Regions from separate parts of the Homo sapiens genome. Here region 2 is linked to region 1. Evidence: chromatin loops called from intact Hi-C (ENCODE). Cell type or tissue: OCI-LY7. All regions are shown on one strand.

Region 1 (5,000 bases):
CTGTGTTACTGGCTTATGTGGTTTGGCGTGCAGTGGCAGGATCACAGCTCACTGCAGCCCTGACTTCTCTGGGCTCAGGTGATCCTCCCACCTCAGCCTCCCAAGTAGCTAGGACTACAGGTGCATGCCACCACACTCAGCTAATTTTTGTGAGCCACCATGCCCGGTCAGGAGTACACTCCAAAATATCAATTTAAAGTATAGTAAATATATAAACTAAGGTCAGGCACAATGGCTCACACCTGTAATCCCAGCACTTTGGGAGGCCAGAGTGAGTGGACTGCTTGAGCCCAGGAGTTTGAGACCAGCCTGGGCAATATGGCCAAACTCCATCTCTACAAAAAAATAGAAAAACAACCAGGCGTGGTGATACACGCCTGTAATCCCAGCTACTAGAGAGGCTGAGGTGAGAGAATCACTTGAGCCCAGGGAGGTCAAGGCTGCAGTGAGCCATGATCATGCTAATGCACTCCAGCCTGGACAACAGAGTGAGACTCTGTCTCAAAAACAAAACAAAAGTATATATATATATATATATATATATATGAGAGAGAGAGACAGAGAGAGAGAGAACTCCTATTTTTTTTTTTTAAGTTAACCATAAAACAGCCTCAGGCAGGTCCTTCAGGAGACATTCCAGAAGAAGTCATTAGAGATGAGCTCCATGTATGTTATTACCCCTGAAGACCTCCAGTGGGACAAGATGTGGAAGTGGAAGACAGTAATGTTAATGATACTGACCTTCTGTAGACGTAGGCTAATGTGTGGGTTTGTGTCTCAGTTTTTAACAAAAATGTTTAAAAAGTAAAAAATAAATAAATTTTAAAAATAGAAAAAGCTTATAGAATAAGGGTATAAAGAAAAAACAGTTTTGTTTAGCTGTATAATATATTTATGTTTTAAGCAAAGTGTTGGTAAAGAGTCAAAAAGTTTAAAATTTTTTTCAAAGTTACAGTAAGCTAAGGTTAGTTATTGAAGAAAGAAATTTGTTTTATAAATTTAGTATAGCCTAAGTGTATGGCAGATAGTGTAAGTGTTCAGTATATATGAAGTCTGCAGTAGGGTATTGTAATGTCCTAGGCTTTCACATTCACTCACTTACTGACTCATCTAGAGCAACTTCCAGGCCTGTAGGCTCCATTCATGGTAAGTGCTCTATATATGTATACCAGTTTTTATCTTTTATACCACATTTTTACTGTACCTTTTCTATGTTTAGACACATAGATGCTTACCATTGTTTAAAATTGCCTACAGTATTCAATATAGCAACATGCTGTACGCATTTGTAGCCTAGGAGCAATAGGTGATAGTATATATCCTAGGTGTACAGTAGGCTATACCACCTAGGTTTGTGTAAGTACACTATGATGTTCACACAATGACAAAAATGCCTAACAATGCATTTCTCAGAACATATCTCCATCATTGAGAGATGCATGACTGTATTGTACTGTTTTGTATTTTGTCAGGGAATATCCTTAAAATACTTCAAACTTAACTATAGCACAATGTGTTAGCAGTGGTAAAGGAGGAGGAGTCTGCGGGTAAGATGGTTTTTCTCTGGTGGTACTCAATTGCAACTCTCTTCACAAAAGCAGATGAGAATGGTTTTTAGTGAGTGTACTGGGGACTCAGCACCATCTTAGGCTCTCATTCCTTCTGACTTAGGTCCTTAACTTGACAGACCTACTCAGTCAGGTCCAGCACTTCAATGATGGTCTCCCTAATGACTGCACCAGCAGTGGATCTGAGTGTCATGTGATGACAGTGTGGTCATGACACTAAGGGACTGTAGACTCAAAGATGCCCTTGGATTTTTCCATCTTCTTGGGGATAGAGACAATCTGTTTTGGTCAGGTACTTTATGTAGAACATTCTATTTTGCCTTTTTAAAAGCCTCGGTTTGCCTAGCACTCAGAGGTAATGGAGTGAGGAAAGACAACTGCTCTTTGCAGATCCAATTTATTCAGCTGGCTGATGGGATGTGATCTGTGCTTGAGGGCTGAGAGCAGGCTGGGTTGGCCAGACCTGGCTGGCCTGGGGAAACAAGGTATTTTGAAGTCTGCTGCTTCCAGACCAGATGGCCTTGCTTCATTGTTCTTAGGCCCCTTTCACCCAGGAGCAGCCTGGTTTTCTGCTTTGATACTACTTTTACCCAGTCTTAAAAAACATGACACACATATGCCTATTATCTCTTGCATAGCTTTCTTCAGTTAGCTTGTTATAAACAATGAGGACATTGGTTTTGTGGGCAAGGAAAAGAAGACTACTTTGGGTAGTAAGGGAAATTGGAAGGCACAGGTGGGATAGAGTAGGGCAGTCTTAGAAGGATTGGAGCTAACCAGGCATTGTCGGGACCTCCCTATGTCAGCTGCACTCTGCAGAGCAAGTCCAGTGCTGTAGGTCATTGGTGTGGGGACCATCCGAGGTGACACGGATCTTCCCCTAGGATATATTCTTCCCAGTAGTAATGAGCCATTCCTGTACAGAAAGGGCCCAGGCTCCAGGGCCTGTGCATAGGGTGGTATGTCTCTTACCACACCAGCTGCCTGTGTGGCACAGTGCCCGTAGGCACCTAGTGCAATCTTCCCAGTGGTCAGTGTGGTTAGCCACAGGGGAAACTTGAGAAGGAACGTCTTGAAAACTGACAGCTTTTTTTCATTCTCTAAAGATTCTCATAGATTTTCATGGAAGTCACTCTCAGGAGAACTGTCTATACTAGTAGAATTTGGTGCCTTTTAAAAAATCAATTATATTCTGCTTATATTGTGGCTCCTTGGAGCCACAGAGTTGAGATGCTCTAAAAATCAGGACATGACATAGAATTATTATAATTAAAATGCTGAAAATGAAGATAGCAAGGATTGGTATCTTTATCACTGGATGAGAACTTAGCACAGCAGACAGTAACACAAGTGTGAGGACCAAGTCCAGAGCGATCAGTGGTCCAGAAGAGCTGGTTTCTTCCAAACCCCTACTTAGTTCAGCCCTGATAATAGGCTGCAGTTCCTGTTCCTGGGTTATACCCTGGCTCTCACACAGAGAAACCTGGCCACTTTTTAGAAAATCACTTTTTAAATTACAGAAATACTTTTCCTTTGACAAAGTAAATAATATGCATAATTTATTTGCATATTATTTACTTTGCATTATTAATGCATAACTGCTGCCCAGAGATAGCAGTTAACATTTTGGTATAAATGTTGTGATATAGCCCTTTTTGAAATTCATCTTGTGTGTTAGTCTCTGTCCAGAGGATGTATTTGCAGCTAATATAATGCTACATAAAAGTGTTGTTAGTATGTTGGTGTAGGGTGGGAAATAAAAAAAATAGTGTTGTTGAGTGTGTTGTTTTGTGTGTGTATATTTTTAACTTTAAAAAGTCTGTATAGGCGGGGCACAATGACTCACACCTGTAATCCCAACACTTTGGGAGGTCAAGGTGGGTGGATCACTTGAGCCCAGGAGTTTGAGACTAGCCTGGGCAATGTAGGAAAACCCTGTCCCTACAAAAAATACAAAAAATTATCTGGGCATGGTGGCACGTGCCTGTAGTCCCAGATATTTGGGAGACTGAGGCCAGAGAATCACTTGAGCCCAGGAGGTCAAGGCTGCAGTGAGCTGAGATCACTCCACTGCACTCCAGCTTGGGTAACAAAATGAGACCCTGTCTCAAAAAAAAAAAGTTTGTGTAACTTTATATAGTCTGTATATCCTCAGCTGTATCTCAGTCTCTTAGAATATGCAAGTCTTAAGGAGTGATTATCAGCTTTCACCGATGTCTCCATTTCAAATGTTAGTATCACACAGTTGATGTCATGCTGGGTTTTTTACCCACAGAGAGGTTAAGGGACTTAAATTTTACATAAATTGATTAAGCCAGGTATGTTACGCATACTCTCTGAATCCAGTGAACCTGTATCTGTAAGAGCTAGACCTTTGGGGATACAGAGCTGAAGAGGACCCAGCTTCTCCCCTGTGAGCTGAACTGGCAGTTTGGCAGGGGATGGGGGTCCGTGGAGACAGACCCATTGAGCAGATCATCGCAGTGTTTGAGTAACCTGCCCTGGTTTTCTGCTGTTCCAGGCTTACCCTGGCTCTCTGAGGGAGTGGGTTCCTTCTCCAGGAAATATTTACTTTCCTATCAACTCCCTTGGAAAATCTTATCAGCTTGTACCAGGAAGCTTGCTGCCTGTATGCTATCAGGGCTGCAATGCTTTTGGTCTCGAGAGGCTAATACTGCTCCCTTCCTTTTCTCTCCCTGCTGGGCTCAGTGGCCTTTTCCTCATTTGATCAAGGGTGCCTTGTGTAGCCAGGCTGGGATCCTGATTGGAAAAGGTAGCATACTCCTAAGGTTGCCCTGACCCATCCTCAGGGCTTTCTGAAGTAAGGGGAGGAAGTAGAGCCCTCTCCCTCTATGACACACACACACACACAAAGAGCATACGCATTCTCGTTCTGGGGGTTGTACCTGAGCTTTCTCTTGAGGTTCTAGTCATCAGGCCCTTTCTCCAGGAACACACTTGCTTAAAGACTATAACTTGGGAACAGCTTAGAAAAGATTTTGATGATTTTCAATTGCATTTTCCTTAGGGAAAAAAAAATCTCCATTAGGCTTTTTTCTTTCTTTTTTAAGTAGCGCCTTGGTTTCCTCTGAGCTTTTCCATTTACCCTTGAAATGAGTCCATTTGCTAGCCTGGGATACCTTTTCAGCCTGGAGAATTTTAGAGACAGAGACAGCGCAAGATTATATTGTGAGTTCTTAATGGGTAAAAGTGACTTTTTGCTTTTGGAGAGAATGTATATCATGGGTAATTTGTTTGTGAAGGATTAATATTTCTCTCTCCTCCTCCTGAGCCTCCAAAAAAGCCCTTTCCAAGTACCTCAGGCAGCTAGTGGGTAACCATGAACTCCCCAGGGCTGTGGGCAAGATGTCCTGGGGCTGCAGATTTGAAGCCTCTGTGAAAAAGGTGTATCCTGTGGCTACTAGGCCCACT
Region 2 (5,000 bases), 410 kb after region 1:
TTTCTACACTGATGGCTCCCAAATTCTTATAGCCAGGCCAAACCTGTCCCCTAAGCTCTAGCCCCTATGGCTAACTGCCTACTGGACTGTCCACCTGTGAGTGGCTCTAAGCAACCTATGCCCAGTCTTCTTTTTTTTTTGAGATGGAGTCTTGCTCTATCACCCAGGCTGGAATGCAATGGTGTACTATTAATGTCAAACCCAATTCTTAATAAAACCTTATAGAAAAAGATATCCAATTTTAATCAGTTTGACCATAAGGTAAGAGTCTCATAAACCTTTTATTACCCTTTATATATTTTTTCTTTATTTTTTAAGACAGAATCTCACTTTGTCACCCTGGCTGGAGTGCAGTGGCATGCTTTCAGCTTACTGTAACTTCTGCCTCCTGGGTTCAAGTGATTCTCCTGGCTCAGCCTCCCAAGTGTCTGGGATTACAGGCATTGTATCCCATTAGAGGTCATTCCCCTTGACCACCCCACTTCTAAGCAGCCACAAATCTTTGTGTCTCTATCTATTATCATTTCTTTTTTTATTTTTATTTTTGAAACAGAGTCTCACTCTGTGATCTTGGCTTGCTGCACCTCTGCCACCATGCCACCATGTCATGCTAATTTTTTGTATGTTTAGTAGAGATGGGGTTTTGCCATGTTGCCCAGGCTGGTCTTGAACTCCTGACCTCAGGCAATCCTCCTGCCTTGGCCTCCCAAAGTGCTAGGATTACAGGCATGAGCCAAAGTGCCCAGCCTATATTTTACTGTTAAAGAGCAGATCAGTGCTCTAAGAAAACTCTATTGTGCTTTTATTCCAATGTTCAATTTATGGAAAAATTGAATACCCCTTTAACTTTAGCCAGTATGTCCACAGACAGAATTTATATTTCATAAACCTGCCACAACTTGCTCAAAGCTTCTACTTTTCCCTATCCAACTTAAAATAATACTTTAACCCCCTAAACTAGGCAAAAAAAAAATCCACATTCCTGTGCCTTCTTATAATCTTTTGCCAAAAACACATTCACTTTCCTTACGCACTTTCCATGTAAAACTGTTTCTCTACTAGTCTCAATTGCATATGTTACAATGTTACGTCTCAGCAACTTTTTTTTTTTTTTGGTGAAAAACCTGGTAAGTAAGCAATTTTAATTATGTACCAGGTGTGGAGCCTAGGACACCAGACAGAAGTGCAGATAAGGTCTGATCTTTCCAGCATAGCTAGAGGGCATGGCTAACTCCACATGTCTCTAGGCATTACCTAGAATCTAATGGTTCCAAAGCAGGTAAGTTGAACAATGATCATATCAAGGAAGCAGTTTATGTAGTTTAGTAAACTCAGTGTCTGACCTGCCTAATTTAGACCAAATGTATAAATTTTGAAGACATTTTTATTTTACCAATAATCTTTAAAACTGTCTTTATTTCCCAAGGATTACTAAAGTCATATGAACTAAAAGGCATTAAAGTTTTAATTTTTCTGACAAAATATTTAAGTGCTTTTTCTTTAAGCCAATTAATTAGAGCTCTTTTATATAAACATTACACACACACAACATATGTAAATAGACAGACAGAAGAAGATCCAGTTATTGTAAGCTTTTTCATTTGCCAGTTTTTACATTTTTCTTTTCTTTTTTTTTTTTGAGATTAGCCAGGTGTGGTGGCGGGCGCATGTAGTCCCAGCTACTCAGGAGGCTGAGGCAGGAGAATCACTTGAACCTGGGAGGCAGAGGTTGCAGTGAGTCAAGATTCTGCCACTGCACTCCAGCCTGGGTGACAGAGTGAGGCTCCATCTCAAAAAATAAAAAAAACAAGTAACATATCTGATTGCAATATGCTGTGAAGACAAGTAAAACAGAGAAAGGGAGCAGATATTGTTGTTGAGGATTGATATGTATACAGGTTGACTATCTTTTTTTTTTTTTTGAGACAGAGTTTCACTCTTGTTGCCCACGCTGGAGTGCAGTGGCGCAACCTCGGCTCACCACAACCTCCGCCTCCCAGATTCAAGTGATTCTCCTGCCTCAGCCTCTGGAGTAGCTGGGATTAGAGGCATGCGCCACCACACCCAGCTATATATATATATTTTTTCCCATTTTATGAAACCTATCACAACTTACACAGACCATCTATGACATGCTTGGATATTCTGACTTGTCCTATATTTCCCTCTTTCTTAGGTCTGTTTCTGTTCCCTGAAATGTAAACTTGTGACTAAGATACCTAACCTCCTGAAATTGCGGCCCAGCAGGTCTCAGTCTCATTTTATCCAGCCCCTGTTCAAGATGGAGTTGCTCTGATTTGAATGCCTCTGACAGATGCACTTTACGGCTTTTCTTTTCTTTTCTTTTTTTTTTGAGACAGAGTCTCACTCTGTCACCCAGGCTAGAGTGTAGTGGTGAGATCTCAGCTCACTGCAACCTCTACCTCCCAGGTTCAAGTGATTCTCCTGCCTCAGCCTCCCAAATAGCTGGGATTACAGGAGCACACCACCACATCTGGCTAATTTTTGTATTTGCAGTAGAGACAGGTTTCACCATGTTGGCCAGGCTGGTCTTGAAGTCTGGAGACCTCCAGTGAGCCACCCACCTCGGCCTTCCAAAGTGCTGAGATTACAGGCATGAGCCACCATGCCCAGCCATTTTATGGCTTTTCTTGGCATATCTGAATTGTGGGCATCACTATTCTTGTGCTGGGGGTCCATTATTAAGTAAAATAAGGGTTACTGAACACAGGCACTGCTATATGGTAACTGTTGATCTGACAACCCAGACAGCTCCTAAGTTACTAACGAGCTAGTAGTGCCTACAGTGTAGATACACTGTACAAAGGGATGATTCATATCCTGGATATGTGATGGGTTACAATCCAAACAGTTAAAACTTTAGGTTGGGTGCAGTGGCTTATGCCTGTAATCCCAGCACTTTGGGAGGCAGAGGCAGGTGGATTACCTGAGGTCAGGAATTCACAACTAGCCTGGCCAACATGGTGAAACCCTGTCTCTACTAAAAATACAAAAATTAGCAGGGTGTGGTAGTGCATGCCTGTAATCCCAGCTACTCAGAAGGCTGAGGCAGGAGCATCACTTGAACCCCAGATGCAGAAGTTGCAGTGAGCTGAGATCAAACCACTGCACTCCAGCCTAGGTGACAGAGAGAGACTCTGTCTCAAAAAACAAAACAAAACAAACAAAACCCAAAAAACTAAAAAAAATAATAATAATAAATAAATAAAATGTTGCAGTATTTGCACATAACCTACATACATCTCCCACATGCTTTAAATCATCTCTAGATTACTTATAATTCCTAATACAATGTAAATGCTATGTAAATAGTTGTTATACTATATTGTTTAGGGAATCATGACAAAAATATTGTATAAAGTTATCTTCAGGCTATTATCTAAAGTGTATATGAAACATAAATGAATTTTGTATTCAGACTTGGGTCCCATCCAAATCTATCTCATTATATATACGCAAATATTCCAAAATCTGAAAAAATCCAAAACTTCTGGTCTGGAGCATTTTGGATAAAGGATAGTCAACCTGGCTGGGTGTGGTGGCTCATGCCTGCAATCCCAGCACTTTGGGAGCCCGAGGCAGGCAGATCACCTGAGGTTGGGTGTTCAAGACCAGCCTGACCAACACGGAGAAACCCTGTCTCTACGAAAAATACAAAATTAGCCAGGTGTGGTGGTGCATGCCTATAATCCCAGCTACTTGGGAGGCTGAGGCAGGAGATTTGCTTGAACCTGGGAGGTGGAGGTTGCAGTGAGCTGAGATTGCGCCATTGCACTCCAGCCTGGGCAACAAGAGTGAAACTCTGCCTCAAAAAAAAAAAAAAAAGGATAGTCAACCTGTATAACATATCAATCCTCAACAATATCTGCTCCCTTTTTTTTTTGAGACGGAGTCTCACTCTTTCGCTCAGGCTGGAGTGCAGTGGCGTGATCTTGGCTCACTGCAACCTCTGCCTCCCAGGTTCTAGTGAGCAATTCTCCTGCCTCAGCCTCCTGAGTAGCTGGGATTACAGACACATGCCACCACACCCGGCTAATTTTTGTATTTTTAGTAGAGACAGGGTTTCATCATGTTAGCCAGGGTGGACTCGATCTCTTGACCTCGTGATCCGCCCACCTCAGCCTCCCAAAGTGCTGGGATTATAGGCATGAGCCACCACACCTGGCCCAGATATATTACTCTTTAAAAAAAATTTTTTTTTTTGCAATCAGATATGTTACATCACCACTACTGCCTTAGTCAGCTCAGGCTACCGTAATAAAATACCATAGACTGGTGGCTTAACCAACAGAAATTTATATATATTCTCACAGCTATTTCTCACACATAAAAAACTATCTTTTATGTGTTCCCCCGACCCCCACTGGATTGGAATTCCCTAAGGGCATGGATGTTTCTGATTCATCTTTGTATTTCAGGCTTTAGCACAAGGCCTGAGGTGAAATGTGGTTCTGTAACCATTTGATGAAGTGTGATCAGAGCTATTCAAGGGAAGAAAAAAACTGCCTTGAGATGATTAATTCTCTGATACTAGAAATCTCTCAACTGGCTGGTTGAAGGCCCCTTGGGGACATTCCAGTGAGTGTCCAGCTAATTTAACTGTTTTCTGACATATTTTGAGTCTGGTTCTGGTAATGTCTGTAACTCTCTTATCAATGTTAATTTCCATTCCCTATTCCTATCTGTGTGGCTCTGGACATTGGCCAGAGGCAGGTGCTGGGCCTATATGCCTCCTCCCACCTTTCTCCCATGCTCCCTGTGAGGCAGGCATCTAGCTCTCTGATGGATGTGGCTGCCTCCTCATTGAAATGAAGAAGGGGCTCAGAAGAAACAGCACCTCTTGATGGCTGATGCTGTAGGTCTCTGAGCTAATGTGGACTAGAGGACAAATCCTGTTTATTCTGAAGTTTTGAAGAGTCTGAGATGCTTTCCTATTTGCCAATCAGTCAGCCTGAAAAGGTTATCTGCATATGTGTTCT

What was found. A loop is a pair of places that touch in the nucleus more often than their neighbours do. Peaks named below come from ENCODE experiments on the same cell type or tissue, not always from the same donor. Only the 100,000 strongest peaks of a DNase experiment are listed, where the experiment ranks them.
Region 2: a loop joins it to region 1, with 2.9 times the contacts of the local background. A loop is called at or near these places in 1 of 110 quality-filtered maps.

What each region holds. Positions count from the first base shown.
Region 1 is chr5:140,212,465-140,217,464 of GRCh38, forward strand. The region is part of intron 2 of CYSTM1 (cysteine rich transmembrane module containing 1); the gene reads left to right. Among named protein-coding and RNA genes, the nearest start is that of CYSTM1, 40 kb to the left of the region's middle. In OCI-LY7, no CTCF peak of the experiment used is centred here; no DNase peak of the experiment used is centred here.
Region 2 is chr5:140,626,104-140,631,103 of GRCh38, forward strand. It overlaps a transcript of TMCO6 not described here. Among named protein-coding and RNA genes, the nearest start is that of CD14, 4.6 kb to the right of the region's middle. In OCI-LY7, no CTCF peak of the experiment used is centred here; a DNase peak (open chromatin) is centred at 2,108.